2 separate regions of the Homo sapiens genome follow, and region 1 is linked to region 2. A link is a loop called in an ENCODE intact Hi-C map of the cell type or tissue named here. Cell type or tissue: IMR-90. All regions are shown on one strand. Links, peaks and the distances in the headings refer to the core of each region. The heading gives the core; the rest is flanking DNA.

Evidence for each region. Hi-C counts contacts between places; a loop is a spot of excess contacts. Peaks named below come from ENCODE experiments on the same cell type or tissue, not always from the same donor. Only the 100,000 strongest peaks of a DNase experiment are listed, where the experiment ranks them.
Region 1: a loop joins it to region 2, with 3 times the contacts of the local background. A loop is called at or near these places in 6 of 110 quality-filtered maps.

What each region holds. Positions count from the first base shown.
Region 1 is chr6:141,449,052-141,453,700 of GRCh38, forward strand. It overlaps LOC105378029 (a long non-coding RNA gene), which reads left to right. Exons shown (of 3, transcript XR_943077.3): 3 at 1-1,955. Among named protein-coding and RNA genes, the nearest start is that of GJE1, 680 kb to the right of the region's middle. In IMR-90, for the core only: no CTCF peak of the experiment used is centred there; DNase peaks (open chromatin) are centred at 2,560, 2,870 and 3,210; H3K27ac peaks cover 1,475 bases.
Region 2 is chr6:141,560,604-141,565,252 of GRCh38, forward strand. No RefSeq gene overlaps it. Among named protein-coding and RNA genes, the nearest start is that of GJE1, 570 kb to the right of the region's middle. In IMR-90, for the core only: a CTCF peak has its summit at 2,406 (motif pointing left); a DNase peak (open chromatin) is centred at 2,388; H3K27ac peaks cover 719 bases.

The DNA.
Region 1 (4,649 bases), core at 1,270-3,769, 110 kb before region 2:
TTTGGAGCTTACATTCTATAGGAGGAGAAAGAAAATTAACAAGTAGACCAAGCCATGTATAAATACAATTTATGTTTATAATTGAATATGGAACATGCAGAAGCCATTCTCAAATGGATAACTCTAGTCTGGGTGGAAATCAAACATTTCTTGCCCAATGTACCAATGAGACTGTACCATAATAATGTGTAAATATTCCTAATATAAATAATAGTATAAGTAATATTTGCTTCAGTGCTTCAATTTCTTAATCAAATACACTAAAGAATAATTGTGGATCTTTAATTTCTACATTTTACATTTACTTTGCTGAATAATTATTATATTTATAATATTACCAATATTTAATAACCTACTCTACTGTAGTAGGGCTTCTACGGTAGGAAAGCTAAGATTGTAAATCCTATTATAAAGTTTTGTTTTTCCCTTAAGCAAAACAACTCCTATTTTTTTTGTGTAAACTCATTTTTCTACAATAATTGGATGTTTTAAAGAGACATAGTTATTCTTCTGGTATTTTCTATTTTATTTTTTCACTGCAAATTCATCACCTCATTCTGTTGACTGGATCAAATTTATTATTAATGTATCACCTGGGCTGTCAGTAATTTTTAACATGTCAATATTTTCCAGTATTTCTAGTAAGTATGCTTTACCAGAAACATACATATTTTATAGTTTTTCTTTGCTTCTTAAATTTTCCTTTATTTATTTTCAGAAGTCTTTGTCTTTCTTTTCACTGAGAAAGTCAACCATGGTTTATGGGTCAGCTTAATTTTTTACTTAAAGGAGGTCTTTCCTAATTACCTAATTTAAATTGATATCCACTCAGATTGTTCTGTTTTATTGTATCCTAATGTTTTCCTTCATCTGTCACATTTCAAAAGTATTGCTTATGTAAGTCCTCAAAAGTATTGCTTATGTAAGTGTTTTAGCATACACTTTTCCTACCACTTGGAGTCTCATGGTCCCAGTGACTACGTGGGTTTTGTTCACTGATACATGCCCAGTTTTTAGCACAGTGCCTTGTACAGAGTATGAAATATTTTTCCTGTAAAGAAATGAGTGTTGGATGTTACAGTCTGTGATAATAAGGAAAATCCTGCCCTTCATTTGTTACTTTCTCTTGCATAAGAAATACTTCACTATTATTTACCTTAATTCTTATCTCAATTCTAATATGCATGCTGGTTTGTGCCATTGCTAAGCTCTTTTAATTGCAAAAGACAAGAATATTTGTTTTTAACAGAGTAATTTGTTATGATTCCACATCCTCCAACAGTGTCATGGTACAAACATAAAATATAATAGAGAACAATGACCAACTTTTATCTCCTTATTCTAGTTTTTATCTCCTTGTGAATTAATTTTAGAACTCAAAACTTAGATAAAAGTATCTATGGAGATTTCTTCCTTTTCATTTTACTTTACCTAATTTTATTGGCTTGAAAGACCTCATTGTGCTTAATTAATATCAGTGATCAAATCTATTATGTTCACTTTCACTATGTAGGTCTTTAAGGGGTACCAACCACTCAAATAGTCAAAAAGTCCATGTATAACTTTTGACTAACCCAAAGAGTTAACTACTAATAGCCTATTATTGACTGGAAGCCTTACCAATAACATAAACAGTCAATTAACACATATTTTCTATGTGATATGTATTAGATACAGTATTCTTACAATAAAATAAACTAGAGAAAGGAACATATTATTAAGAAAATCATATGAAAGAGAAAATATGTTTACTATTAAGTGGAAGTGGATCATTACAAAAGTCTTCATCTTTGTCATCATTTTGAGTTGGCTGAGGAGGAGAGGAAGAGGAAGGATTGGTTTTGCTGTCCCAGGGGTGGCAGAGGGGGAAGGAAATCTGCATATGAATGCATTCATGCCATTCAAACCTATGTTGTTCAAGAGACCACTGTAAATTAAAAAGGCATCAGATTTTTTCCCCTTGTTTCAATCTTTTCTCCTATGCCTACAAATAAGATGTGATAAATGTTAGACTAAGTGATCTAAATAACATGAGCACTGGCCAAGGATATTACTTATAACATGTGATGAACTTACACACATTTTAAAAATTATTTTGTTTTACTCTGTCTGAGATTTGATTGCCACTTCACCCCACCCCCTCACCTTAAAATGCTTGTACCAAGGGAACTGGAGTCAGGGAACTGAAAAGAGTAAAGTATAGAAGGAAGAAAAGTCACTCTAAGAGTTGTTGTTGTTGTTGTTGTTTGCTTATTTGTTTGCTTAGAGACAGGGTGTTGCTCTGTCACCCAGGCTAGAGTATAGCTGTGGGATCATGACTCACTGCAGTCTTGAATTCCTGGGTGTAATTGATCCTCCCACCTCAGCCTCTTGATTAACTGGGACTACATGCACACATCACCATGCCCAGCAAATTTTTTAAAAATACATTTTTTTGGTAGAGATGAGGTCTTGTTATGTTGCCCAGGCTGGTCTCAAACTGCTGGCTTCAAGCAAACCTCCTTTGTCAGTTTCCCAAAGTACTGGGATTACAGGCATGAGTCACCCTGACTGGCCCTACCTAAGAGTATTTTTTAACACTGATTTCTGCTTTGAGCCACTGGGTCTTGATCCTTCTAAAGACAGTGTAGAATCTACTTGAGAATAGAATGGAATGGAATTCAATGGAATGGAATTCAGTGGAATTCAATGGAATTCAATGGAACAGAATGAATCACATAAATGCAACTGAGAATTTTCTGTCTGAAAAATGGAAGGTGGGGATTTTATAGCCATCAGATCCCATCCCTTGTTCTTTAAAGGTGTGTAAGAGTGTGCATGTGAGCAAGCTTGGCAGGCATCCAGGGAACAAAAGCACAGGAGCCCTAAGAAAGAAAGAAAAACTTAGGCTTTGTGAATCTGTCCCTGTGTGCAGCTGGAGGCCACAGGAACATTCAGGACACAAAGATGAGCTAAGAAGTTGTCATGTGTGGTATAAGATGTCTGGCCAACATTGTGATAGGAAAAGTAATAGATCTAATTATGGTTCATTATTAAGATTCAAGAAAAACGATAAAAAGGGACAAGAAAGAAAAAAAGCACTGATGATACCACTGCTCAGATAAAAATCATTTATAACTGGGACATTTTTTAGAATACCAGACCAGAATTCTTTCAAATTTCAAAGCAATGAGTAACAATAAATAAGTAAGCAACTGTCAAAGACCAAAGGAGGTTGAGGAGAAATGACTAAATATAATGTAATATCCTGTATTAGATCTTGGTCCAGAGAAAGAATTTTTAAAAACTGGTAAAATGTAAATAAAGCCTTTTGTTTAGTTAATAGAAATGTACTAATTGATACAGGGCTGGCAAGCCCTAAAGTGGAGCTTAGCCCAGGAGGGGGTTCTTGGCCTTGCCCAGGAAAGAATTCAAGGGTAAGCCACAGGTAGAAGTAAACAACTTTACTGAAGAGGCAGTGGTACAGCTCTATGATTGCTACTGCAGAGCAGGGCTACCCCATAGGCAGAGAGTAGGAGCTCAGGGCTGTTTTGCAGTCACATTTATACCTACTTTTAATAACATCCAGATTAAAGGGTGGTTTATGCAGAAATTTCTAGGGAAGGGGTAGTAACTCTTGGATCATTTGTCATTGCCAAGGAAAGAGGTGGTAATTCCCAGGTATTGCCATGTAACTGACATGGCACACTGGTGGACATGTCTGATGGAAAGCTTCTTCCACTGCAGCCCTGTTTTAGCTAGTTCTCAATTTGGTCTGGTGTCCAAGCCCTGGCTGTCAGGCCTCTGAGCCCAAGCTAAGCCATTATATCCCCTGTGACCTGCACATACACATCCAGATGGCCGGTTCCTGCCTTAACTGATGACATTCCACCACAAAAGAAGTGAAAATGGCCTGTTCCTGCTTTAACTGATGACATTGTCTTGTGAAATTCCTTCTCCTGGCTCATCCTGGCTCAAAGGCTACCCCACTGAGTACCTTGTGACCCCCACTCCTGCCCACCAGAGAACAACCCGCCTTTTTCCTTTACCTACCCAAATCCTGTAAAACGGCCCCACCCCTATCTCCCTTGGCTGACTATCTTTTCGGACTCAGCCTGCCTGCACCCAGGTGATTAAAAGCTTTATTGCTCACACAAAGCCTGTTTGGTGGTCTCTTCACACGGATGCACATGAAATTTGGTGCCGTGACTCAGATCGGGGGACCTCCCTTGGGAGATCAATCCCCTGTCCTCCTGCTCTTTGCTCCGTGAGAAAGGTCCACCTACAACCTCAGGTCCTCAGACCGACCAGCCCAAGAAACATCTCACCAATTTCAAATCCGGTAAGTGGCCTCATTTTACTCTCTTCTCCAACCTTCGTCACTATCCCTCAACCTCTTTCTCCTTTCAATCTTGGTGCCACACTTCAATCTCCCAATTCTCTTAATTTCAATTCCTTTCATTTTCTGGTAGAGACAAAGGAGACACGTTTTACCTGTGGACCCAAAACTCCAGCGCCGGTCATGGACTAGGGAAGGCAGCCTTCCCTTGGTGTTTAATCATTGCAGGGATGCCTGATTATTTACCCAGGTTTCAGAGGTGTCAGACCACACGGGGATGCCTGCCTTTGTCCTTCACCCTTAGCAGCAAGTTCCACTTTTCTAGGGGAGG
Region 2 (4,649 bases), core at 1,352-3,851:
TCATGATGCTTCTAATCCCAGATTTACAGACTTAGCAAGAGTATGGCTTATGCTTTAAAAAGTTTGAATAGACTACTCTCATTTTACAAATGAACAAAATACTTGCTTCCTAAAGTTCAATTTATAGTCTAAAACAAACACGTGAAGAAAGTTAAGCTTACAAATTTTAAGCAAAGAAATGAGGATTTCTAACCAAAGTTTCAACTAAAATCTAACCCAGGTATATGTGGGCATGTGTGTGTGGTATGCATGTGTGTGTGGGTATGCATGTGTGTGTGGGTATGCTTGCTCTGTTTGTGACACTGTATTCTTTCAACACATTTTGATTAACTGACAGAATGGTTTTCAAACATTTGTCTCCAAATTCCTAACCGGGATAAACTATCTGATTTCTGAGATATACATCAGGGATCAGTCCACTGTCTTTATAAATTACAATTCATTGACTGTGTTTTCTGTTTCCAATCTCATCAAGAAGTACAGTATCTAGTTGTACCATATCTGACTACTGTCTGTCAACAATTGGATCTCTTAGTATATTTGAAATGAGAAGCTACAACACAGTGATTGTGTCCTTGAAATAAGATTTCAAGAGTCTTTAATTCATGTTCTTTATTCCTTGCCTTCTTACTCTGCTCTCCATCACTCTTTATTCCTTTCTTCAATATTGAGACATACACAGAACATCATTTGAGGAATGGAGAATTGAGTCATGTGCCATGTTTGCACATAGCTTTAATGTGATTGTCTATGATTCCGTAGGCAAACATAAGAACACCGAATTGCACACAAAGTCTGTAATCATATCATCTGTGGCTACAGATGGAAAACAGCCTGCACAAACAGGAGGTATTGTTAACCAGGTGGATTTCCAGTTTCAATATGTTTGAACAAATTTTGGGGTAACACAAAGACATTAGCAACTGGGCAATGCTGAAGAGGCGTCAGAAGGCACTGTCAACTCCAATCTTAAACATTTTTCAGAAAATTAAAGAATTATTTGAATAATCTTAGTATATCTGAGCCACCTGTTTGTGTATTTAGCTTATTTCCTCATATATTTATTTAAATTTTTTAAATTTTTTTGGATACGTAGATGATATATATATATATATATGTAGTTACAGAGCTAGTGAGATATTTTGACACACGCACGCAATGCGTAATAATCACATCAGGGTAAATGGGGTATCCACCACCTCAAGCATTTATCTTTAGTGTTACAAACAATCCAATTATACACTTAGTTTTTAAAAAATCTACAGTTAAATTATTGCTGACTATAGTCACCCTGCGGTGTTATCAAATATCAGATTGTATTCATTCTTTCTATTTTTTGTACCCATTAGCCATCCCCATTTCCCCCCCATCCCCCATACAGCTTTTATTGTGCCGCCAACCTCCTCTCCTCTCTCTGAGTTTGGCATTCCCTGTGACATGACCTGTAATTCAAAGAAACAACCTCCAAATTAGCTGGATGCTCTCAACCTCTAAAGAGTTTAGAATCAGGAAACATCATTATTTATGCCACGTCTGTTCTCATATCTTATTTGCCTTTATTTTCTTTAACAATATCTGGCTTTTGCACATTCAATGAATGCCATGATCGGCAGCAGAGGAGTGGATGGGTTTTCCTGCGATTGTCCTCCCCTTTTCCCCACTGTTTCTCACAGAGGTGACCGCAGTGACTTCCTGACGCTCTCTGATAGGGAAGCTCCTCCACCTCCTCACCAGGCTGCCTGGCGCGCTCAGCCCATCCCGATTCCAGGACGTCCCTGTCCTCCCCAGGGCCTCTAACAGGCAGCATTGGGTAAAACACCGGTTTCAACTTTCACCTTCAGGACCACTTCCTTCCTAAGTGCCTTATTCAGCAGGAAAGGGAAACCTGTGTTGGGGTGTGGAGTTTTCCTCTCAGATTAGCATGCTTCTCTGGCTGCTGGCAAAATTAGAAAAGCGTCGAGGATAAAATGGCTTTATTTTATTTAATGTCACCAGTAGGGGAAATTTTTAACATCGACACCCAGCAAGCCGGCCCCCTTAGGCTTCAGAAGTCACCCCCGCTTTTCACAGAACCTATATAACACTTTACCTCTGAAAATGATTTCTGACTATGACCCGGATATCAAAATTAGGAAACAGCCAAAAAGCATTTCCTTTCTTTTATGTTTTTTTTTGTGCCAGTTGCCCTCCCTGAGTCTTTTCATTTACCCTGGCAGAGATTTGTCTCTTTGCCTTTAAAAGTTAAATCCACCTTCATCGCACAATGTAGAAAGAAGTGAAATTAAACTGCAGTGTGTTCCAGAGGAGAAAATCTACTTTTTTCATCTCTCAGCCCTACTTTAACTTAAACTGACCTAATTACAGCCCACACCAGAAGAAGCGGAAGAGCTGAAGGAGCGCTTCTGCCACCTAGTGGAAAGATCCTTGAACTGTGCATGGAGACTTCCACTTTTTTTTTTTTTTTTTTGCTTTATTTTTGAAATGTCTGGCACAGAAGTGCAAATGACCTTCTCTAGTCTCTGCATGAATACTGAGGATATGCATCACACACTGCTCTGTTCCTTTGGAAATTCAAAATGTAACGGTCTTCTAAAGAACTCTATTTAGAGAAGGTTGAATTAATGGCTCTTCAGATGAACTATACCTTGAAAACTATTTTATTAAGACCATATGACATTTCATGAAAGTTAAATGGAAAACGATAATGCAAATATTAATACCCTTTAAAGCAATGTTTTAAATATTATGTCTTGGATTTAATGTTTAGGGATGTTAGCACCCTCCCCACTAAATCAATTACTCTTCCTCGTAGCCACTGCACGGTTTAGCTAGCTGAATGATTTCTTCAGTGCAGCTCCTGGCTTGTTTATTTGTTTGCTTTTAGGAGTGGTACTGGACATTTAAGAATGCTTCGTTCTCTTCTCCTGGCTTCATTAACGAGTTATTGATCAATGACTTGAAAGAAAAACTTGGATGAAAAATTTAGTCAGCCCTGAATCACCAATGCTAATTAAAACCAGGGAAAGGAAGGAAAATGAAAGACGTTTACAATGCCCAAATCTCGGGGTAGCTGATCTCCTCCTTCACCAAAGCATCAATACAGCAGCCATGAGCTGCTCAGCCTGGCATTTCTGCCTGTGTCATTGAGCAAAGAAATGTCCCCCATGCAAAAATATCCTTGAGCATATAAAGCAAAGGAATCGGCTGTGTGCAGTGGTTAAATCAATTCTGGAATCATTAGGGTAAGTAATGTGTAGGGTCACACTTGCATCTCTTTTAACAAAATATTCAAATTGATGTGATAATCTACATTGTTATATTAGGGCACACTTCAATATCCTGGCTACAGATTGCTTATCATATTAAAACTAAACACAAAATTGGTTTAAAAAAAAGAAAGAAAAAAAAGTTTGTCATTATTTATAAAGACTCCATGAATAGCTAAGGTTCTCATGGTCTTGTTTAGAGTCTTGGTGATGCAAGAGAATATCTATATGAGTTATAGCTTAACAAACCTGTTTTATTTTATAAAAACTTAGCTTGTATTTAAAAAGTTTTCATTACTTATACATCAAATATGAATTCGAGAAGCAAGTACGAGCCAGTCCCTGTAGTAGACACACGGTTTACATAGATACAAGCAAAAATGAACAGGGCTGGGCTCTGATACGGGTTAATTTGATTCTTCCTTAACTCTCTACACCATGGACACTAACATAAGAAATGATGTGTATATACTGCACAGTCTCTAAAAACCACTCTTTTCAACTCTGCTTGTTCTATCTTAATTCAGATCCTCTTTATTTTTAGCCTTGATTATTTCAGCTGCTTTATTTCCTAGCAGGTCAACCTATGCTCAGTTTGTGTCTGAGCAAACTTGAATTGTGTCTACTACAATTCACATTCACTCTTTCCACACTTTTCAGAATCATGTTGTCTCTAGTTAAAAGCAGGTATTAATTAATTGATAAATTTTAAAAGGCCAGCTTAAAATCTTCCAAATTATGGCCAATTGAACTGATTTACTTCATAGAACTCTCTTCCTACAGCCAGCTTGGTGCTAATGTTTACACATAAGTTGTTTCTTCTGAGAAAGATTTCATGATTATCTTCTCAAACATGAATAATTTTCTTGAAACTTCCTTAAGATGGATTTATATCATTTTCTGCATTATTTCACTTAGTGCTTTCTACCTTGGACAACTGTTATCTCCTCATATAAATTTTACATTAAAAAATAAAACCTGACACCAAGTTTTGCTGAACTTGGCCACGAGTACTGAGAAATTCCAGTGCAATTTCATAGAATTCTAGGTAGGTAAAATGCTAATGACTTTTCTAAGAGTTGTTTTTGCCACACTGTTTTACTGTTCAGCTTAGAGCCTCAACATAGTAGGATGGGAGAGAGAGAGAAAGAGGACATAGAGAAGAGAGAGAGAGGAGAGAGAGAGAGAGAGAAAGGAAAAGGGAGAGATGGGAGAAAATATTGAAAACTGAGTAAAGGATAGGAAATGATGATGGGGGTGTTATTATAAATCTTTTGTTAGAGAGGGTATTTCCCACAGGAAAGGGAAAGAGGAGATTAAGAAAGAAAGAAGAAAGGGAAGCTGAATGAAAAGTAATAGAGGCTAGTAAAGATAGGAAAATAA